Regions from separate parts of the Homo sapiens genome. Here all the other regions are linked to region 1. A link is a loop called in an ENCODE intact Hi-C map of the cell type or tissue named here. Cell type or tissue: endothelial cell of umbilical vein. All regions are shown on one strand.

Region 1 (8,000 bases):
TGAGAACAGCATGCAGGTGACCCTGGGGTAGGCCACACCTGGGGTGGGCCCTGTCTGCCACCTACCCTGTAATCTCTCACTGTTGCTAATGTACACTCTAGGTGGACTGTTTTCTCAGAAACACTTGCCAAACAGCCCCATTGTTTGCTCCAGATCTAGTCTGAAAGAGCAAAATTTCCTCTTTGAACTGTAAATACCTGCTGAGAGCTCTTTAGAAATTCTAGGTAATTAAAATTCCTTTAAAGTATCCATAGCTATGATTGTCCCATACACGTCTGTGTGTTTACCTTCTAGTTTACACAATTACAAATTATGTTTGCATATACCATTATCTGATTTAATCCTCATGGTAAACCAGTGAGGTAGATGGTAACCCTTGAAACCGTCCCAGAGTTTTAGATCCTTCTCCAAAGGATTAGAAAGAGTTTAGTAATTTCAGCTGAGAGATGATTCCAAAGCCCTGGAGGAAGTTTCGCAACATTTCTCCTCTCCTCTATCTGAACAGTTCCTGCAGGACCTAAAAAGTCATGTTCTAGCCATTTTACTCGTGTTTGGAAGCTTTGAGAATATGAAGCTTTGAGCATATTGTTGCTTGTAGAATAATAAAGCAATCCGGTTACTTTATTCATTTTTTTCTCAACGTAAACATGTAACAAGATATTAACAAAGAAGTTCTGCTAAGGCCTGAAGACAATAGCAATGGCATTTTAAGCTAGGCACAAGACCACGTGCAGAGTGGGGAGAAAGCAGGCAAGAAAAAACTAACTAGTTTTGACTCTTGCACTCTGCATTCATGGTGATAGAATGGCCAGTCTGGCAGATGAGAAAGGAGGATTTCCGGACATAGTTTTTGGTGGGTTGTGAGTCCCATAGGAGAAGAGAGGAAGTATAGGGACCTCATCACAAGCTCAGGGAATGGGGTTTCAATTGTCCACTGAGAGGGCTTAATACACATTTCTTGTAGCTTAGGGAACTCAGTGCACAGGCGTCCAGTTCCCATCTGAAAAAGCCAAAGGACAGCAATAGGCTGACCCTAGCTTTGACTGTGGAGTAAGGTGGAGGCCAAAGGAGGAGGCTAGGACACCCTGTGCTCTCCAAATTTGTCATGATAGAGGGTGTGTGTATGTGTGTGGCCAATGTGGGCCACATCCAGGAAAGGCCTGGCAGTGAGGGGTTATCTTAGATTGTTCAAGAGTGCTGCATGGAGGGGCAAACTGGCCTCTCAGAGAGAAGCTCAAGGTATCACCAGGTTCAGAGGGTTGAGGAAGGAGTGAGTGAGTAGCAAGCATGGAAAGCATTTGTCCTGTGAAGCAAACTGCAGGGAAGAGCTCCTCAGTGGCCGGAAGGTCACTGCAAAGACCTGGTGAGAGTCAGCTGTCAATTATTTGCCAAGTCCAGAGCGAGCAGATGCTAAATTCCCAAGCCAGGGCCAGTCAAGCAAGAACTTTCCTGCTTCCCTGGCCTCTTCTCATTTGCAGGACTCCAGCTCTGAAAGAGGCAGGACTCATGGCTAGTAATCTGGGGAAGGAGGAGGAGAAATGTTAGCAGCTGACCACATACCCTTTCCCCAGTCTCCTTTGTCTTCACCTTTCAAGGATCCTGAGCTGGGATGGGGGAGAAGTTTCAACTTTAAAGCAAGAAGTTATGGGACTGAATAATTTAGTTACTAAATGCGTACTATGTGGTTTAAAGTGACCGGAAGATTGCTGATATTACTAAGTGTGACCAGAAAGTCATAGACTTGCTCTAAATTTCATCTGGGGCAGAGGAAGATCTGGCTTCCCCGGGCAGATGAAAAAGAACAGTGGGAAATCAAATAAATTTGCTTGTGAATACACTCCGTGAGTCTTGTTTGTTCAGCACAATGGCTAGCCACGTTTCCAATCCTGGGAGATTGACAAGTGCTCAGGGAAGACTGGTTTGTGGTTTTGAGTGGTCTCTGGGTCAGAATCCCAGACTTCACTGGAGAAGTGAAACCAACCATATAGATAGGCCAATTTCCACAGCCACAGTGGGGCTACAACCAAGAGGTCTCCATTGCTCCCCACCCGATTTAGAAACCCGTCCTGACCTGAGATTGACAATGGTGACAGCCACCTCTGTGCTCATTGCTGTAAGACCGTGGCAGCAGATGGCTATGGCTGCTATTGTTTGCCCATTGGGAATCCCAAACAAATCCACTAGCTATGCCCCTAGACACTGCCTGATGATGAATCTATTAAGAGATTGAATCCCTCTGGATGAATGGTTTGGATAATGGCTGTACATATTACAGTAAACAAAATGTTTTGGGAGACCTTCTTCACTTATTGTCTCTCAGCTCCAAACCTGCCCTTCTGTGCTTGCTTTGTGATGCTGGGCTAGGACTCTGCCAACCACAGTTTTGCTTTGCCAGCTGGCTCCACATTAGGCCCTTCCCACGGGAGGCCCCAGAGGGAACAGCATGGTGAGAGAGAAAGAAAGGCCTCCTTCCTTCCTGTCTGCTTCCTGTGGGTTTTCTGTACCTGTCAGTGTCACTCTAGTCTCACCTCTTCACCCTGGCAGTAGCAGCTCCTTCTTGGAGCAGCAGTTGAATGTAGTTTGCAGTTTTTCCAGCACTGACAGAACCAGCCTCATCATGCTCTTGTTCTCCCAGGAGATGTCGGGTCCTCAGGGCCCCTCTCCAGCTCAGAAATGCCAGCCCAGCCAAGCGGTGCCCCCTCCGTGGAGTCTGAGTCCCAAGTTTTCAAGTTTTAATAATTCCCACCCCTTCCTATTCTCAGTCCCAGGGGCAGGGGCTGCTTCCTGCAGTTTAGTATTTATTTTATAAATAAATAAAAATTATTTATTTATTTATTTTTTTCTTTTTTCCAAGACAGAGTCTTGCTCTGTCACCCAGGCTGGAGTGCAGTGGCGCGATCTTGGCTCACTGCAACCTCCACCTCCTGGGTTCAAGCAATTCTGCCTCAGCCTCCTGAGTAGCTGTGATTACAGGAGCCCCCCACTGCGCTAGGCTAATTTTTGTACTTTTAGTAGAGATGGGGTTTCACCATGTTGGCCAGGTTGGTTTCAAACTCCTGACCTCATGATCTGCCTGCCTCGGTCTCCCAAAATTCTGGGATTATAGGCGTGAGCCACCATACCTGGTCTTTTTTTTTTTGAGACAGAGTCTCGCTCTGTTGCCCAGGCTGGAGTGCAGTGGCGTATTCTTGGCTTACTGCAACCTCCACCTCCCAGGTTCAAGCGATTCTCCTGCCTCAGCCTCCCGGGTAGCTGGGACTACACGCGTGTGCCACCATGCCTAGCTACCTTTTGTATTTTTAGTAGTGATGAGGTTTCACCATGTTGACCAGGCTGGTCTTGAACTCCTGACCTCAGGTGATCTGCCTGCATTGGCCTCCCAAAGTGCTGGGATTACAGGTGTGAACCACTGCGCCCGGCCAACCTGCAGTTGCTTTTACTGTGACACCTTAGTGTCCTCTTTTAGTTATCTAGTTAACAACCTTTTTTTTTTTTTTTTTTTTTTGAGACAGGATCTCACTCTGTTACTCACACTGAGTGCTGTGGAACAATCATGGCTCACTGCAGCATCAACTTCCGGGGCTCAAGCAATTCTCCTGCCTCAGCTTCCGGAGTAGCTGGGACTACAGACACACACCACCACACCCTACTAATTTTTTATTATTTGTAGAGATGAAATCTCACTATGTTTTCCAGGCTGGTCTCAAACTCCAGGACTCTAGTGATCCTCTCTCATCGGTCACCCAAAGTGCTGGAATTAGAGGTGTGAACCACTGTGCTCGGCCCCAGTAATTCTTACATTACCTTCTCTGTTCAAATAACAGATGGTGTTTTCTGTCCCCTGAGTGAGACACATCTCAATGAAAAAAAAAATGGAGAATTACAGTATCCCAGAGGACTTGCTGGGGTAAAGAATTAGTGAGGCCTCTAGCGAGGAAAGACTGGAGTAGTTGCTTAACGTTTTTTTTAAATTATTTATTTATTTATTTACTTATGTATTCATTTATTTCGGGATAGGGTCTCACTTTGTTGCCCAGGCTGTAGTGCAGTGTTGTCAACCCTGCTCACTGCAGACTCAAGCAGTCCTTTCACCTCAGCCTCCCAAGTAGCTGAGACTACAGGCATGTGCCACCAAGCTCAGCTAATTTTTGTATTTTTTGCAGGGACAAGTTTTTGCCGTGTTGCCCAGGCTGGTCTCAATCTCCTGAGCTTAAGTGACCCTCCTACCTCAGCCACCCAAAGTGCTAGGATTACAGGCGTGAGCCACTGTGCCTGTCCCGGTTTTTGAATCACAGAGCCCTTGGAGAAAGAGATGGAACAAAGGACTTTCTCTCTAGGAAATGTAAATGTCTATCGGCACATTGCCTACCTGCAACCCTTGCACTCAGTTACTCAATTTTAAGCGTTGGTGGACCCCAAAGCCCAGGTACTGATTCTTGTGGTAGAATGTTGGCTAGGTTGAGTCTCCATGTTGGAGGAAATCTAGTGGGCTCTCAGAGGCTGTTGCCTAAACCTAGGAAAAGTCGAACAAAAGATCTGTCAGTCCGGGGTTGCCAAGGAGCTGTCCTAGATTTTCAGACTCCCTGAATTTGAGTTAAATATCCTGACTGTAGACCTGCCAACCACCCTGGACTTGTAATTGCTCTTGCATCTGAGGCCTTAACAATGTGTCATATTCAACAACAACTATTTTACTCATGGGGGCCCCGCCAACAAGAATGAGCCTTCTGAAGCAGAGCCCTGTTTTCTAGGCCATCCTCCCCCAGAGGCCCCTGGCTGGCCCCAGGAGGCCCCAACCTTCTCTCCCAGTCCTTCAGTGCCACGTAGAGTGTAGTCCTCCTGGACAGAAAGGCGCGTCGCCATCTCCTGGCCGGCACTATTACTGCACGTCCATTTTCTAGAAAATTCCTGGCATCTGGGTTCTATGTAAACGTAAGAACTTTTCCTTTACTGTGAGTTAGCAATCCGGATGTGTTTTGTGGAAGATTATGCCCTAAGCCCTTAGAAGGGAGGACACTGAGTTTGGGAAAAGTCACTACCTCTGGGCTTCATTTTTTGCCCTAAGGCAATGAGGTTATCCTGATGCTGAGGAATCTATGGCAAATTTTCCTTTCTCCCTCAAACTATCCTGTCAACCTTTTCATATTAGAAGGCAGAGAATGGAAAATACACATACACAGTAAGTACCTGCTACATATCTTTATAGAGCTGTCCTATGTATATTTGTTTTTTGGTTCCATGTTGATCTTTTCTTATTAATTATTTTTTGTAGATACAGGGTCACTATGTTGTCCAGGCTGGTCTCAAACTCCTGAGCTCAAGCAATCTTCCCGTCTCGGCCTCCCAAAGTGCTGGGATTACAGGCGTGAGCCACTGTGCCCAGCCTCCATCTTGATCTTTTAAGTTATTTAGACATTGCTCAAGATATAAGACTGATTTTTCTCTCTATTGATTGAAAAAGGCTTTACTGTTTTATTCATTTATTCCACAAAAGGATTTATTCAATCAACTCAAAAATTGTTATGCACCAGGCACTTTTGAAGTACTAGGGATACAGCAATAAGCAAAACAGACACAAGCCATTCCCTCATGGAGCTTCTTCCCTAGTGGAGGAGATAGGCAATAAATAAAATGTGCAGCGTGTTGGCTGAAAGAGGATGTGGGCCAAGAGAAGATTTTTTGTCTATCTGTTTTGTTTTTTAAGATAGGAGAAATTACAGCACATTTGTCTGCAGAGGGGAATGATCCAGGAAAGTGGGAGAAATGATGATGCACAAGAGAGGAGGGACCGGTGGAGAGATGCCTCGAGGAGGTGAGGGGAGGTGGCATCTAGTGCACAAGTGGAGTGGGTGATGCAAATATTTATCAAGCCCCTGGCAGGTGTCAGAACCAGGGCTATGTGCCGGAGATCCAGCAGTGAAGAAAATGGACAGTAGCCCTGCCTTCTTGTAGATTTCACCCTAATTAGGAAGATGGACAATAAAAAGCAAACTAGGCTGGGTGCAGTGACTCATGCCTATAATCTCGGCACTTTGGGAGGCCAAAGTGGGCAGATCGCTTGAGGCCAGGAGTTCAAGACCAGCCTGGCCAACATGGCGAAACCCCATCCCTACTAAAAATACAAAAATTAGCTGGGCATGGTGGTGTGTGCCTGTAATTCCAGCTACTTGGGAGGCTGAGGCCTGAGAATCACTTCAACCTGGGAGGCGGAGGTTGCAGTGAGCTGAGAATGCGCCACTGCCCTCCAGCCTGGGTGACAGAGCAAGACTCCATCTCAAACAAACAAACAAAAAAACAAACTAATAAATGAGGCATAGTACTCATGGCTTGGGGTATGTGCTATGACAGAAACACAATAGACATGGAAATCCTCTTCGAGAAGTGTCATTTAGACTGAGTTTTAAAGTATAACAAGGAGATGTCCATGTGCAGAGCCCGAGGAAAGAGGATTTCAAGCAGAAAGAATAACAAGTACAAGACCCTGGGCAGGAAGAGCTTGGCCCATTTGCGCACCTGATTGGAGGTGGGGCTGCTGGAGGGTAGTTAGCAAGGAGGGTGAAGCATGAGATGGGGTTACAGAGGTTGACCAGTAATAGATTTTAACAGTCAATAAATTTTATGAGCAAATTTGTAGATAACTCAAGGCTAGGAAGGACAGCTCGCACTGTTAAATGGCAAAATCAGAATTTAAAAAAAAAATTGCATTGATGGCATGTAACAAATCTCAATGTCAAATCTTGCATTTGGGCTCAAAAAACTCAGTTGCAAGAAAACAGTAAAAGGAAGATCAAATACACCACCAGTTGGTATGAAAAGTGTTCTGGGTTTTCCAGAAAGCAAAGCCTAAAACAGGCCTAAATTGCAAACTCTTTCCTGAGCAATGTGACTGAAGGAGCAGAAGTGAGAGAGTGGAGAGGCAAAGAGAAGAAAAAAGAACCAATACAGAGCTGTGGTGTTGAGGCAGCCTCGTCCGCAGGCTCCTGCTGGTCCAATCTCAGGGGCCCGTGGAGGAGCTCAAAAGGTGCCTCAGTGCCAACCAGAGAGCAAAGAGAGGGACTAGCATTTCTCCCTTGCTTCACACACCGCACACCAAAGGCTCTCTCCATGGGTGTCTCTCTCCCCCAAGTGTGAGTACGAAGCAGGCTACCGTGATGGTCCCACTTGCATTGTCACTCAGAGACTCAAAGGTAGAAAGCAAGGGAAGAGTGGGCCTGAGATGGTTCGTGGTCAACTGCACTTGTGGGAACTGGTAGGTGCCCCACAGAACTGGGCGCAGCTGGAATAAGAGACACGGAGACCCAAGCTCTGAAGTGATTCACGGTGGTGTCGCCTACATATAAGCTTAGGAATGACAATTTCCCTCTGCTTGGCATTTCATCTCGAAGTCTTTTTAGGCTTTCTGCGGAAACACGGGTGTGTAACTGAATCTCATTCTCAATGCTTGATATTTGGGCCTTAGAGGTAAAAAGGACCCCCAAAATACTATCCCAGAAGCCATAATAATTCCTTCTTTAAAATTTCTCAGGCCAGGCCCAGTGGCTCGCCCAGTGGTTCACCCAGTGGCTCACAGTATAATCCTAGCACTTCGGGAGGCTGAGGCAGGAGGATCACTTGAGCCCAGGAGTTGGAGAGCAGCCTGGGTAAGATAGTGAGACCTCATTTCTACAAAAAATTGAAGTTAGCTGAACGTGGTGGCACACTCCGGTAGTTTCAGCTACTCAGGAGTCTGAGGTGGTCGGATTGCTTGAGCCCGAAAGGTAAAGGTTGCAGTGAGCCAAGATCATTCCATTGCACTTCAGCCTGGGCAACAGAGCTAGACCCTGTCTCTAAATAAATAAATAAATAAATAAATAAATAAATAAATAAATAAAAATAAGGCCAGGCATAGTCACTCAGCCTGTAATCCCAGCACTTTGGGAGGCCAAGGGAGGTGGATCACTTGAGCTCAGGAATTTGAAACCAGCCTGGGCAACATGGTGAAACCCTGTCTCCACAAAAGA
Region 2 (8,000 bases), 140 kb before region 1:
TCACCCAGGAGCACATGTAAAATGACCCCACTGTAGGGGAGGGAAAATAGCTTTTCTCTACCCTTCTGAGTTCTTGGCTGGGGCCCCTGTAACAAAAGACAGGTTAACAAGAGAGAAGCATACAAACTTATTTAATAAGTGTAAAGTTTTAGAAAGCATGGCAGCCTTCATAAAGAAATGGAGACTCAAAGAAGTGGTAAAACCTGAGTGGTTTTATGCTAGGTTTGATGAAGAGTGGGGAGTGGTGGAGAAATGAGATAGGACAAAAGGGTGTGAGCTAAGCATGGTAAACTGAGGAAAACAGCAAGGCCTGGGAGTTCAGATTCTTCTCTGTGTCCCTTTGTCTTTAGAGGCAAGGATGCTCATTTCTTGCCAGTATAGAGAGGGCATCTCTCACATGAGGGTTTTATGACCTCCTTCAGGAAATGGGCAGAAAGTCCTTCCTGGCCGGGCGCAGTGGCTCACACCTGTAATCTCGGCACTTTGGAAAACCGAGGCGGACAGATCACCTGAGGTCAGGAGTTCGAGACAAGCCTAACCAACATGGTGAAACCCTGTCTCTACTAAAAATGCAAAAATTAGGCCAGGTGCAGTGGCTCACGCCTGTAATCCCAGCACTTTGAGAGGCCGAGGCCAGTGGATCACCTGAGGTCAGAGTTCGAGACCAGCCTGACCAACAGGGTGAAACCCCATCTCTACTAAAAATACAAAAATTAGCCAGGCTTGGTGGCGGGCACCTGTAATCCCAGCTACTCAGGAGGCTGAGGCATGAGAATCGCTTGAACCCGAAAGGCAGGGGTTGCAGCAAGCCGAGGTCACACCACTGTACACCAGCCTAGGAGACAGAGTGAGATTCCATCTCAAAAAGAAAAGAAAGTCCTTTCTGTACCTGCCATGTCTCAAATTCCTTCAGTTTAAAATATCCAATATGCTAAGGTAGTGTGTCCTAAACCTCATTACCTACTCCAGAAGTTCTTTTTTTTTTTGAGTCTCATTTATGAGGACAGAATTTCTTCTCTTTTTTTTTTTTTTTTTTTTTTGAAACAGAGTCTTGCTCTGTTGCCCAGGCTGGTGTACAGAGGCGCAAACTCAGCTCACTGCAGGCTCCGCCTCCCAGGTTCGCGCCATTCTCCTGCCTCAGCCTCCTGAGTAGCTGGGACTACAGGCACACACCACCACGCCCGGCTAATTTTTTGTATTTTTAGTAGAGACGGGTTTTCACCATGTTAGCCAGGATGGTCTCGATCTCCTGACCTTGTGATTCACCCGCCTCAGCCTCCCAAAGTGCTGGGATTACAGGTGTGAGCCACCACGCCCGGCTAATGAGGACAGAATTTCTTAATCAGAGGATATCTGGGGTCAGGTCTAGAAATCTGCACTTTTATTTTTAATTCCAGGTGATTCCTATGCATACTAATTGTTTAGCATTGCGTATCACCCTTGACCCTAAAGCAATTTGGGCTTTTTGTTTGTTTGTTTGTTTGTTTGTTTGAGATGGGGGTCTTGCTATATTGCCCAGGCTGGCCTCGAACTCCTGGGCTCAAGTAATCTTCGTACCTCAGCCCCCTGAGTAGCTGGGACTACAGCCACCACACCCAGCTTCTAAAGCAATCTGTAATCCATTGAGTCATTAGCTTAATTCTCAGCTCATCAATTCCTGTATTCTTTCCCTCAAACAGTCCCCCTTTTGAACTGAAAACACAGCATGCTCCTTAGAAGACAGCGTTGTGCTATTGGAAAGAGTAGAGGGAACAATTGTTGACAGGGACTATTTCAAGCTTTGGCAGGGAACACTTGTTAGAACAATCATAGCTAAATCATAGATTGTAAAACAGCAAAGCCTGGGAATCTGCTCTTCAGGGGTTAAAACAACATGCAACCCAACTAGCTGATCAAGTGTTCCAGGAATAAAAAGAACTGACAAAGAGCTTCAGAGTCATCACAACTGGCGAAACCAAAGCTCCATTGGCAGGCTGGAGGGTTGTTGAAACAAGATATGCTGCAACAAGTTCTGGAGTGAAAGAAAGAAAGCATTTCAAACAGCTGATGAAAGTTTATAAAATAGAGATAGGGGAGGATCTACCACAACATTCCCAGCGATTTCAGGAAATACCCAAGGCCACTAAAAGTGGATTCTTGGGGAGAGGAGAATGGGAGTTATAATTTATTTATTTATTTATTTATTTATTTATTTGTTTGTTTGTTTGTTTTCTTTGAGACAGACTCTTGCTCTGTCGCCCAGGCTGGAGTGCAATGGCACAGCGTCTGCTCACTGCAACTTCCACCTCCGGGTTCAAGCAATTCTCCAACCTCAGCCTCCCAAGTAGCTGGGAATACAGGCACATGCCACCACGCCCGGCTAATTTTTGTGTTTTTAGTAGAGACAGGGTTTCGCCATGTTGGCCAGGCTGGTCTTGAACTCCTGACCTCAGGTGATCCCCCAGCCTCAGCCTCCCAAAGTGCTGGGATTACAGGTGCAAGCCACCGCACCCGGCCATAGTCTATTTTTAATGTAAAATACTGAGTTTCTATGAGTCAGTAAGGTTAGTGCCCTTACTTAGGACAATAGTAATTTAGTCCTAGTAAGTATCCTTACAAGGTCTCTAGTAGATCCTTACATTTATAGAGCTTTTTTTTTTTTTTTTGAGACAGAGTTTTGCTCTTGTTGCCCAGGCTGGAATGCAATGGCACAATCTCGGCTCACCACAACCTCCGCCTCCCAGGTTCAAGCAATGCTCTTGCCTCAGACTCCCAAGTAGCTGGGATTACAGGTGCACACCACCACGCCCGGCTAATTTTTGTATTTTTAGTAGAGACGGGGTTTCACTATGTTGGTCAGACTGGTCTCGAACTCCTGACCTCATGATCCGCCTGCCTCGGCCTCCCAAAGTGCTGGGATTACAGGCATGAGCCACCATGCCTGGCTTTATAGAGCTCTTTACAGTTTAAAATCACCATGTAATCACTCTCATGTGATTGTATAGCACCTTGAAAGTTTCCAAAGTTCTTTCATCATACCTGATGACTTACCATCTTCATCACTGCTCTGCAGCATTTACCATCCCCATTTTGCAGAACAATTTTTTTGAGAAAATATGGGCTCATAAAATTACAGAATCTCTCCAAGGTCACCCAACTAATTTGTGTTCACTAAGTTGTGAACTCAACTTCAGTGCTTCCCCATTTCCACACCTGACTTTCTATTATAGACTTCTGCAAACAATAATAATAAAAAATAAAATGTAGCTCAGCCCATCATAGCATTTGAGGGCTATAAGCCAACTTCCCATTTGACAGATGAGAAAACCCAGGCACAAAAATGTTGAGGCTTTGCCCCAGGTCACATGGTTATCAACAGAGTCCGGATACTGGATCCCCATCTCCTCATTATCCAGTGCAGAGCTCATTCTACTTTGCCCTGCTTCCTCTCATACTTTGTGGATAGCTAGATATAAATCACATGTGTACATTTGGAATCTTGGAACAAGTGCCTTTAATAGGCCAGTCCTCTGAAGTATGGGAGCCTAACAGATTAAAAATGCTTTAGGTTGATTTAAAAAGGCATCTCTGGCCTTTGAATTTAGCTTTAAAAGCTTGGAATGTTTGTCTTCTTACTCCATAATGGTATAATCAGTACACTTACCACATTAAGCAATGCAGAAACACCTGCTGTGAGTCGTGCCCACATTTCTATTATTGGTATAGATGGCTGTAAACCCAGCTAATGGCAAGACTGACAGAGTTGTTTCATGTTAGATTTTGATAAAAGGGAGAGAATCATGCAGATTTGAAACATGATTTGTAAAATTACCAGTTATCAGAGGATGCATGAGGGCTAGTCCCACAACATAAGGTAAAAATGAGTGTGCCTGGCCAGGTGCAGTGGCTCATGCCTGTAATCCCAGCACTTTGGGAGGCTGAGGCGGACGGATCATGAGGTCAGGAGATCAAGATCATCTTGGCCAACATGGTGAAACCCTGTCTCTACTGAAAATACAAAAATTAGCTCGGTGTGGTGGTGTGTGCCTGTAATCCCAGCTACTCGGGAGGCTGAGGCAGGAGAATGACTTGAACCCAGGAGGCGGGAGGCGGAGATTGCGATGAGCAGAGATCATGCCACTGCACTCCAGCCTGGGTGATAGAGCAAGACTCCGTCTCAAAAAAAAAAGAGTGTGCCTTGCAGGGATGCAATCAGAAAATTGTAAACCCACGTTCATAGCTGTATTACTCACATTAGCCAAAAGGTGGAAGCAACCCAAGTGTCAGTCAACAGATGAATGGATAAATAAAATGTGTTCCATGCATACAATGGATTATTATTCAGCCTTAAAAGGGAAGGAAATGCTGACCACAGTATAACATGGATGAACTCTGAAGACATCATGCTAAGTGAAATGAGCCAATCACAAAAAGACAAGTAGTGTGTAACATACTTGGAGTAGTGAAATTCACAAAGATAAAAAGTAGAATAGCGGTTGCCAGAGCTGAGGGGAGGGGAGAATGGAGAGTTTGTGTTGAACAGGCTCAGAGGTTCAGCTAGGGAAGATGAAAAAGTTCTGGAGATGTATGGTGGTGATGGTTGCACAACAACGTGAATGTACTTAACGCCACTGAACTGTATAGTACACTTAAAAATAGTTAAAATGATGAATTTTATGTTATGTATGTTTTGCTGCAATACACAAGAAAATGAATGTGCCTTGTTTATTGGTTTCTTCTCTCATTTTCGACGGGCAGCAGAGCATGTGTCCTTGGGGCAGCCCAGGGATTCCAGCTCAAGCTCCAGATTGTTTGCATCCTTCTTCAAAACTTCACTAAAAACACCATCACAAGAAAACAGTAAGACAAACCCCAAAAGTAAAACAGATGCCCTGGTCTCTTCAAAAGTCAGTGCCCCTAAAAAAGAAAAGATTGGTTCTTAATAGGAAAAAAAACAGTTCTAAAAGACATTTTGGGAGCAACTGAAAAAGTGTGAATATGGACTCAGTATTAAATAATATTAAAGAATAATTATTAGTTATTGTAGATGTGGTCATAGTGTTCTGGTTGTGTAGGAGAATGTCCTTATTTGGGGTAACCATATGCTGTTAAGTATTTAAAGTGTCATGATGCTCAGCAACTTATTTTCAAATTATTAAGGGGAAAATATATGTACTCACCAAACAGTAAAATAATAGCACAAAAAAACACAAATAACAGCAGAAAACAAAATGGCAAAGACATAGATAAAACAATTATTCAGTGTAAATTATGCAGGGCATGGTAGCTCACACCTATAATCCCAGCACTTTGGGAGGCCAAGATGGGGCTGTCCACTTGAGCACAGAAGTTCAAGACCAGCCTGGACGACACGGAGAAACCCCATCCATCTCTACCAAAACCACAAAAATTAGCCGGGCATGCACCTGTAGTCCCAGTTACTCTGTAGACCGAAGTAGGAGGATCGCTTGAGCCTGAGGAGGTCATACTACTGCACTCCAGCCTGGGCAACAAAGTGAGACCCTATCTCCAAAAATGATAATAATAATAATAATGTAAAAAAAGTAAATGATGTATTTAAAGGTGTTACTTGCATTAGTTTTCAACATTTTTGTACATGTGATAATTGTTATTAAAAAGTGTTTAAATATTGAGTATCTATGGTTTAATAAATATTTTTATTAATTTATTTATAATTCACACAAAATAATTGTACATATTTATGGGATACAATGTGATGTTTCAATGCATGTGTATACTTTATAATGATCAACTCAAGGTAATTACTATACTCATCACTTTAAACATTTATCATTTCTTTGTAATAATACTCAAAATCTTCTCTTCCAACTATCTTGAAACATAGACTGCATCGTTACTAGTTACAGTCACCCTACCATGTAATGGAACACTAGAACTTATTCTTCCTAACTGTAACTTTTTACCTGTTGACCAACCTCTCCTGTTCTCCTCCCCTCCCTACCCTCCCCAGCCTCTGGTAACCACTATTCTACTCTCTGCTTCTAAGAAATCAACTCTTTTGGATTTCACATATGTGTGGAAATCATGTGGTGTTTGTCTTTCTGTGCCCAGTTTACTTCACTTAACATAATGTCCTCCAAGTTCATCCAGAAGTCACTATTAAATTGCAAATTTATGCCTTCTCTAGTCAAACCACCATTACCACCAGTTCAGGGTGTACCAGGCACTTTGCTAAAACTTCACACACACTATTTTATGTGATTTGCACTCTGCCTCTATCAAGAGACTATTGTCATTACCCTCACTTTTGCAGATGAGAAACTGAGGTGCAGACATTAAGTAACCTGTCCAAGATTATGCAGCTAGTGAGTGACAGAGCCGAGGTTTACACATAGACAGTCTGGCTGTAAAATAGGTCACATCTTCCAAACTGGAAGCCCTGAAGAAAATTTTAGATACTGAGGCAAGCCTATGATGGAGATGTGTTGGGGGCCCTCAAATCATGGCCATTAAGGGGGTATCTCAACCACCTAAGGGTAGGGTCTGCTTAGGCTGCAGAGCCCTAAAGAAATAGCCTCTGTTCGAGTATTCTAGCAGTGAATCTGGGTATTTTGCCCCTCCCAGGGAAGCTGAGACTGTTTTACAGCTATTGTCTCATCTGTAGCCCTAGGCAGGATGGGAACTGTTATAAATAATTCTTTCTAGTTTCAACTCTGGAGACTTGCCCGAGGCTTCTGGCTCTGTGGTCCACACCTGGCTTCTGTAGACAGCAACAACAGTAACTACAGCAGTTGACATTTTTATAATACTTGCTATGTGACAAGCACTCTTCCAAGTACTTTAAATACACTAACAAATCCCTGCAACACTTCTGTGGAGTAGACATATTATCCCCATTTTAGAGATAAGAACACTGAATCACAGAACATAAGTAAATGCCCAAGGTCACACACCTAGTAAGTGAAGGAACCTGGCTCCCGCCAGAGTAAGTACTCATGGCTTCTATTAATCCAGATGAGACCCAGAAGCTCCCTTCTGGTTCTTACCTCTCCTGGGGAGAACTTTGTCCCAGTGCTTGCCCCTGACCACATGAGTTGAATGAAATCAACTCAGGTGGCACGGAAAAGAGGCCAGCAGTAGTGGCCTCAGTGCCTCTGCCAGATATGTGAGCCGGTGTTCCAGTACCCTGCTCTCTCCACATTTTACCTTTGGGCCTTTGTTTTTTTACAAAGCAGCAGTAACTCCCAGATGGTTTGATATCAGAGGTCATCACCCCACCTTGCTGCCTACTAAGGACATGGTGGCCCAGCCCTAACAAACCACAGAAAACTTGCATGCTTGTCTTCAACGGAAAGAAGAGAAGGCTTCCTGGTGGGCCCTCCCTAATGGAGCCAACCACAAAGCCAGCCATTGGACAGGACTCTAAAGTAAGGAAAGGCAGTCCCCTCCCAATTCCCCACCCACACTCTCTCACCTGCCACGTCAGGAAGTGTAGGGTGAACCTCTTTATACTCAGGTGTTAGTCATGCTTCCTATCCCTCCCAAGGGGGCATCCTAATATGGGATCCCTTGGAGGCAGCAATGACTCACCCAAAGGAATGACGCTGGTAACAGAACGATCATCAAATGATGATAATCGAATGAGGCTTTTTTTTTCCCTTTCTGCTATAGGAAAAAAAGAAAAAAATATATTTTTCTTTTCTTTTCTTTTTTTCTGAGATGGAATTTCACTCTTGTCACTCAGTCTGGAGTGCAATGAGGCAATCTTGGCTCACTGCAACCTCTGCCTCCCAGGTTCAAGCAATTCTCCTCCCTCAGCCTCCTGAGTAGCTGGGCTTATAGGCATCTACCACCATGGCTGGATAATTTTTGTATTTTTAGTAGAGATGGGGTTTCACCATGTTGGCCAAGCTGGTCTTGAACTCCTGACTTCAGGTGATCCACCCACTTCAGCCTCCCGAAGTGCTAAGATTACAGGCGTGAGCCACTACACCCGGTGGAAGAAAAAATTCTATTCCTCTTCACTGACCTCCTAGCTC
Region 3 (8,000 bases), 380 kb before region 1:
CACGACTTATAAATTTAAAATTATAAAACAACACTGAATTTGTTTAGAAATTGTCAGGCCAGTAATAAAATTCATATGGAAACACAAACATCTAGAATACTCAATACAAATCAGAAAAAGATAAAACTAAAAGGCAAACACCATCTGATATTAAGACCTATTGTATCTGGCTTGAGTTGGTGTTTGAATGACTGATTGAATGAATGAATGAATGAATGAACAAAAATTTAAAAAATTTAAAAAAAGTTTTTAAAGACCTATTATAAAACTACATACAATAATCAAGACAGTGAGGTACTAGTATAAAGACAGATGACAAAGAGCATAATGAAACAGAAAAGAGTCCGGGAATAGGCCCACACATAAATGGACACTCAATTTATTTTTTAAATAAAGTCACAAAGATAATTTAGCAGACAGTTTTCACAACAAGAGGAAAACAAGAAATATACCTTTCTGACCCTCAGTTCAGCAAAGTTATCTTAGCTATGACAGAAAGGTGTGATCCACAAAAGAAAAAATTGATAAACTGGATTTCACTAAAATTAAAAGCTCTTCTTTTAGAAAGACACAGTTAAGAGAATGAAAAGATAACCCACAGACTAGAGGAAAAATTTTTTTTTTTTTTTTGAGACAGAGTCTCACTCTGTCACCCAGGCTGGAGTGCAGTGGCGCGATCCTGGCTCACTGCAACCTCCACCTCTCGGGTTCAAGTGATTCTTCCGCTTCAGCCTCCCAAGTAGCTGGGACTACAGGAGCGCGCCACCACACCCGGCTAATTTTTATATTTTTAGTAGAGACGGGGTTTTGCCATGTTGGCCAGGCTGGTCTTCAACTCCTGACCTCAGGTGATCCACCCGCCTTGGCTTCCCAAAGTGCTGAGATTACAGACATGAGCCACTGCGCCTGGCCAAGAAAATATTTTTAAATCCTACATCTGTTAAAGGACTTGTATCCAGACTACATAAAGTATCAAATCATCAGGAAAAAAAAGAAAAAACCTCATAAGCAAAAAGATTTAAATAAATGTTTGAACAAAAAAGACAAAAAGGCGAATTAAGCACACTAAAAGACGTTAGACATCATTAGTTATTAGGTAAATCCAAGAAAGCTGGACTGTGCAGCTGCAGCAATAGCTATATAGGCTGGCCTGGTTCACTGCTTACATCTGACATCACAAAACATGAAACAGCTAATCACTAGGGTTTCCTGTAGATGATCCTCATTCCTATTTTAAAAGCCTTTAAGGATGCCTACATGTTAAGTTTTTCTGAGATTTGATATGTATTTCAAAAATTATTCTCCCAAATAAAAACTTGATGAAAATCTTTATTCAAACAAAAAGGTACCATTCTAATACCCAAACATTAGCCCCACTCTAAAGGAATTCAATGCATTAAAACATAATATGAAAACCAGTAAATTACTGCTTTGCAATCAGAATATGAAAAACTAGTGAGTTGTAGCCTAAATGAAATGATTACACGGCTCTCTGAGAAATTAAACTTTTCCCATCAAAAATGCACTTAATAATTCATGTAAAACAGGTTGCCTTTCTTAAATACTTTCAACAATTATGCCATGAACATTGGAAAGAATAAAGATCTTAATTAAGAAAAAGAACGTAGGCACAAATAAGCAATATTAGGAAAGAAAAGAGAATCACAAACAGATAAGGAATTTTAAAACATATCAAAAATTACTATATTTTCAGGCACTTGCTTTAAAAACATAAAAAACATACTTTCTAGAGGAATTAAACTACAAAATGAACTCAATAATATATAAAAATTTTCAGTGGTCAAAAATCTATTGAATTTTTTGAAACTTTAGATTCAAGCATTTTTTTTTTTTTTTTTTTGAGACGGAGTCTAGCTTTGTTGCCAGGCTGGAGTGCAGTGGCACAATCTCGGCTCACTGCAACCTCTGCCTCCCGGGTTCAAGTGATTCTCCTGCCTCAGCTTCCCAAGTAGCTGGGATTACAGGCATGCGCCGCCACACCCAGCTAATTTTTTTGTATTTTTCGTAGAGACGGGGTTTCACCATGTTGGCCAGTAATGGTCTCGATCTCCTGACCTCATGATCTGCCCACTTCAGCCTCCCAAAGTGCTGGGATTACAGGCATGAGCTACCGTGCCTGGCCAGGTTCTAGCATTTTTATATGAGTTTTACAAATATTCATAAAACATCGAATCAAAATCTAGGAAATATAAAAAGAGAGGAAATTCTAAAATTCCATTCCTGAGATTAGTATAAGATTGATATAGAAGTAGACAAGGATAACAAAGAAATTAAAGACTAATTCAAATATAAGCTTATTTTCAAACTCCCAAATGATCCATTAGTAAATACAGCAATATATTTAAAAATACATGACTATCTCAACTTTATCCTAAGAATACTACATTGGTTTACGATTAGAAAAACTATTAATTTAAATTGATTACATTAACAAATTAAAACAAAATAAAATTACAATCTCAATGGAAACAAAAAATCATTAGATAAAATTTAATACTTATTCATTATAAACACCTTAACAAGAAAGAATGAATGGAAGGTAAACTCTTTAATTCAGTAAGGAATATTAGAAATTCATAATAAATATCACATTCTATGGATCAACTCATCAGTAGCATTCCTTTTAAATCTAAGAACAATAGAAGACAGGCCTGCCATCTATGCTTCTATTCATCACTGTACTGAAGGCCTTAGCTGAGGTAATAAGATAAAGAAGTAAGACTTACAAGTGTAGAAAATGAAGAAACAAATGTTATTCAGATAATATAAACTTTAATACAGAAAATCCAAGATAATCTACAAATCGTACTAATAAAGTTCAGGGACATCACTATATACAATATCAATGTACAGAAATTAAAGTCTCTATACAACAACAACCACAAATTACTAAATGTGTTTTTTAAAATATCACATTTACAACAGTAACAGCAGAATCATAATCTTTCAAGGAATAAATCTAACAAACAGCAACATACCTCATACATTAAAAAATTATAAATTTTCTGAAGAAGTAGTTGTTTCCCAAATTGATCTATAAATTAAATACAATTCTAATAAAAATTCCAAAAGGATTTTTTAATTAAATTTAGCAAAGTGATCCTAAAATACTTATGAAAAAGCAAAATCTCCAAAATAAGCTAGTTCATTTTGCAAAATAAGAAAAAAAATAGGATTTCCCCCCATCAGAAAACAAAACAAAGTTTTACTAATGGAAACAGTGTAGTATTGGCACAAAGCCAGATAAGACTAATGGAACAGAATAAAGCACCTAGAAAGAGATCTTAGCATATGACACAGGTATCATTCTAAATTAATATGGAAAGGAAAAATAATTCAATAAGAGATGGTTTCACAGAAAATTCAAACAATCTTACAAACAAAACTTAAAAATTTTAGAAGAAATTTTGCATTCTTCATGATCTTGGGAGAGAAAAGAATTTCTTAAATAAGATTTTTTTTTAAAAGCCCAAACCATAAAAAGAAAGACTAATAAATCTGACTGCCTTAAAACTTAAAAATTTTTGGGCAGGGCACAGTGGCTTATGCCTGTAATCCCAGCACTTCGGGAGGCTGAGGCAGGTGGATCATGAGGTCAAGAGATCGAGACCATCTTGGCTAACACAGTGAAACCCCGTCTCTACTAAAAATACAAAAAAAAAAATTAGCCAGGGTTGGTGGCAGGCGCCTGTAGTCCCAACTACTCGGGAGGCTGAGGCAGGAGAATCACTTGAACCTGGGAGGCGGAGGTTGCAGTAAGCTGAGATCGCACCACTGCACTCCAGCCTGGGCGACAGAGCGAGACTCCATCTCAAAAAAAAAAAAAAAAACTAACAATTTTTGTGCAATAAAATTAATAGACAAGTCACAGGTGGAGAGAAGAGAATGGAAAATATATAATTAATGTAGGATTATTATATAGATTTTATAAAGAACTCCTTCAAATCTGTAAGAAAAAGGCAAGGCAATGTAATAGAAAAATGTACAAAGTATATGAACTAGCAGTTCATAGAAGAGGACTTCATTCATCAGTAATCCTGAGAAATGATCAGCATTTTTGGTAACCAGGATATTTAAATTGAAACAGAGATACTCTCTCCTCTATTAAAATGGCGACAATTAAAAAGTGTGATACTGAGTGAGATAAGGATGCAGAGAAACTGGAAATCTCACATATTAATTTGTTTTTAAGGGCTGCCATAACAGAATACCATAAAATGGGTGGCTTAAACAACAGAAATTTATTTTATCACAGTTCTGGAGGCTAGAAGTCCATGATTAAGGCATCAGCAGGTTTGGTTTCTTCTGAGGACTCACTCATTGGGTTGCAGAAGTCTGCCTCTTCTCAACTGTATCCTCAACATGTCTTTCCTCTGTCTGCAAGCCTCCCCTCTTTTGTTTGCCCAAATTACCCCTTCTTATAAGGACACCATCACATTGGATTAGGGTCCACCTTAATGACCTGGTTTTAACTTAATCATCTCTTTAAAGGGACTATCTCCAAATACAATCACATCTGAGGGACTGGGGTTTAGGGCTTCAACATATGAATCTGGATGGGTGGGGGAAGCAATTAAGCCCGTAACATACATTAAAGGTAGCCCATATACATTAAAGGTAGGAACGTAATATTAGAATAATTTGTTTAGAAAATATTGCTGAATTGCTCCAAAGTTGAAAATGCACATATAATAAGACTGAGAATGTATCCTTCTAAGATTACCCTAAAGAAATTTTAGCACATGTCCACAAGGAGACACTAGATGTCCATTAATAGAGAATAAATAGTAAATTGTGGTTATTCATATATGGTAATTTAATCTACAGTTAAAATGAACAAAGTATACCTACAAGTATCAATCATGAATAATCTTACATGAATTTCACAATGTTGAGTGAAAAAAGTTGCAAAACATACATATATGTAGGATGATACATTCTTACAAATTTTAAAAAGATATAAAAACATGCTTTCATGCACACTTATTTACATAATATAAGAATAAAAATGTGGACAGGAGGTATGCACAACACTCAGAATAAAAATTCCTCTGGAAAGTGAGGAAGGAAAGTGGGATTAAGAAGTTATATATACTTCATTTATCTTTTGTATTGTTTTTGTTTCAATTTCATTTAGTTCTGCTCTAATCTTGGTCATTTCCTTTCTTCTGTTGGGTTTGGGTCTGGTTTGTTCTTGTTCTTGTTTCTCTAGTTCCTTGAGGTGTGACCTTAGATTGTCTACTTGTGCTCTTTCAGACTTTTTGATGTAGGCATTTAAGGCTAAGAACTTTCCTCTTTGCACTGCCTTTGCTGTATCCCAGAGGTTTTGATAGGCTGTATCACTATTATTGTTCAGTTTGAGGAATTTTTTAGTTTCCGTTTGATTTCATTGTTGACCCAATGATCATTCAGGAGCAGGTTATTTAATTTCCATATATTTGCATGGTTTTAAAGGTTCCTTTGGAGTTGATTTCCAGTTTTATCCCACTGTGGTCTAAGAGAGTACTTGATATAATTTCAGTTTTCTTAAATTTATTGAGACTTGTTTTGTGGCCTATCAAATGGTCTACCTTGGAGAAAGTTCCATGCGCTGATGAATAGAATGTATACTCTGTGGTTGCTGGGTAGAATGTTCTATAAATATCTGTTAAGTTCATTTGTTCCAGGGTAGAGTTTAAATCCATTGTTTCTTTGTTGACTTTCTGTCTTGATGACCTGTCTAGTGCTGTCAGTGGAGTTATTATTATTACTTATTTTGTTGCTGTCTATCTCATTACTTAGGTTTGGTAGTAATTGTTTTATAAATTTGGGAGCGCTAGTGTTAGGTGTGTATATGTTTAGGATTGTTACAAGGCCTTGTATATGTTTAGGATTGTAAAAGGCCTTGTTGGACAAGGCCTTTTGTCTTTTTTAGTTGCTGTTGTTTTTTGTTTTGTCTGATGTAAGAATAGCTACTCCTGCTCGCTTTGGGTGTCCATTTGCATGAAATGTCTTTTTCCACCCCTGTACCTTAAGTTTATGTCAATCCTTATGTTTTAGGTGAAGGCAGCAGATGCTTGGTTTGTGAATTCGAATCCATTCTGCAATTCTGTACCTTTTAAGTGGAGCACTTAGACCACTTACATTCAATATTAACATTAAGATGTGAGGTACTATTCCATTCATCGTCCTATCTGTTGCCTGTATACCTTGGATTTTTTTTTAGTGTATTTTTGTTCTTTTGAAAAGATAAATAAAATTGATAGAGCATTAGCAAGATTAACCAAGAAAAGAAGAGAGAAGATCCAAAGAAGCTCAATTAGAAAATGAGCTTATGGTCATTGTGAAAATTGCCATACCGCCAAATCTACAAATTCAATGCAATCCCCATCAAAATACCGCCATCATTCTTTACAGAATTAGAAAAAAACAATTCTAAAATTCACATGGAACCAAAAAAGAGCCCACAAAGCCAAAGCCAAGACTGAGCAAAAAGAACAAATCTGGAGGCATCACACTACCTGATTTCAAACCATACTATACGGCCGTAAGTCACCGAAACAGTGTGGTAGTGGTATAAAAATAGCCACAAAGACCAACTGAACAGAATAGAGAACCCAGAAAAAAACCCAAATACTTACAGCCAACTGATCTTCGACAAAGCAAACAAAAACATAAAGTGGGGAAAGGACATCCTATGCAACAAATGATGCCAGGATAACTGGCAAGCCACATGTAGCAGAATAAAACCTCATCTCTCACCTTACACAAAAATCAACTCAAGATGGATCAAGGACTTAAATCTAAGACCTGAAACTATAAAAAAATCTAGAAAATAACATCGGAAAAAATCCTTCTAGACATTGGCTTAGGCGAAGACTTCAAAAGCAAACGTAACAAAAACAAACAGGTGGGACTTAATTAAACTAAAGAGCTTTTGCACAGCAAAAGGAACAGTCAGCAGAATAAACACAACCCACAGAGTGGGAAAAAAATCTCTGCAAACTATGAATCTGACAAAGGACTAATATACAGAATCCACAGCAAGGAAAAAACAATCGCATCAAAAAGTGGGCTAAGGACATGAATAAGACAATTCTCAAAAGAAGATACACAAATGTCCAAAAGACATATGAAGAAATGGTCAACATCACTAATAATCAGGGATATGCAAATCAAAACCACAATGTGATACCACCTTACTCCCACAAGAATGGCCATTGTCAAAAACTCAAAAAATAATAGATGTTGGCGTGGATGTGGTGATCAAGGAACACTTCTACAATGCTGGTGGGAATGTAAACTAGTACAGCCACTATGGAAAACAGTGTGGAGATTCCTTAAAGAACTAAAAATAGAACTACCATTTGATCCAGCAATCCCACTACTGGTTATTTACTCAGAGGAAAAGAAGTCATTATACGAAAAAGATACTTGCACATGCATGTTTATAGCAGCACAATTCGCAATTGCAAAAATGTGGAACCAAATGCCCATCAATCAATGAGTGGATAAAGAAACTGTGTGTGTGTGTGTGTGTGTGTGTGTGTGTGTGTGTGTGTGTGTGTGTGTGTGTGTGTGAGAGATGGAACGCTACTCGGCCATGAAAATGAATGAATTTAATGGCATTTGCAGCATCCTAGATGGAACTGGAGACTATTATCCTAAGTGAAGTAACTCAGAAATGGAAAACCAAACATCCTATGTTCTCACTCATAAGTGGGAGCTAAGCTATGAGGATACAAAGGCATAGGAAGGATACGACGGACTTTGGGGACTCGGGGGAAATGGTGGGAAGGAGGTGAGGGATAAAACACTACAAATTGGGTTCAGCGTATACTGCTCGGGTGATGAGTGTATCAAAATCTCACAAATCACCACTGAAGAACTTATATAACGGAATACCACCTGTCCTCCAAAAACTTACGGATATAAAAAAAATTTTTTTAAAAACCATCAAAACTTCAAAAGATAAAAAAAAGGTTACATCTGTATTTTAT

What was found. Hi-C counts contacts between places; a loop is a spot of excess contacts. Peaks named below come from ENCODE experiments on the same cell type or tissue, not always from the same donor. Only the 100,000 strongest peaks of a DNase experiment are listed, where the experiment ranks them.
Region 2: it touches region 1 in a loop (6-fold over the local background); 16 of 110 quality-filtered maps call a loop at or near these places.
Region 3: a loop joins it to region 1, with 11 times the contacts of the local background. A loop is called at or near these places in 10 of 110 quality-filtered maps.

Annotation. Positions count from the first base shown.
Region 1 is chr14:65,219,398-65,227,397 of GRCh38, reverse strand. LINC02324 (long intergenic non-protein coding RNA 2324) reads left to right here and starts at 5,051. Exons shown (of 4, transcript NR_103769.1): 1 at 5,051-5,179. RefSeq lists enhancers at 794-1,673, 1,674-2,554, 4,579-4,718 and a silencer at 1,653-1,947. In endothelial cell of umbilical vein, a CTCF peak has its summit at 4,862 (motif pointing left); a DNase peak (open chromatin) is centred at 4,877.
Region 2 is chr14:65,356,002-65,364,001 of GRCh38, reverse strand. It overlaps a transcript of FUT8 not described here. Among named protein-coding and RNA genes, the nearest start is that of MIR4708, 25 kb to the right of the region's middle. RefSeq lists enhancers at 7,966-8,000, 6,876-8,000. In endothelial cell of umbilical vein, no CTCF peak of the experiment used is centred here; DNase peaks (open chromatin) are centred at 4,311 and 7,411.
Region 3 is chr14:65,601,925-65,609,924 of GRCh38, reverse strand. The region is part of intron 3 of FUT8 (fucosyltransferase 8); the gene reads right to left. Among named protein-coding and RNA genes, the nearest start is that of MIR625, 130 kb to the right of the region's middle. In endothelial cell of umbilical vein, no CTCF peak of the experiment used is centred here; no DNase peak of the experiment used is centred here.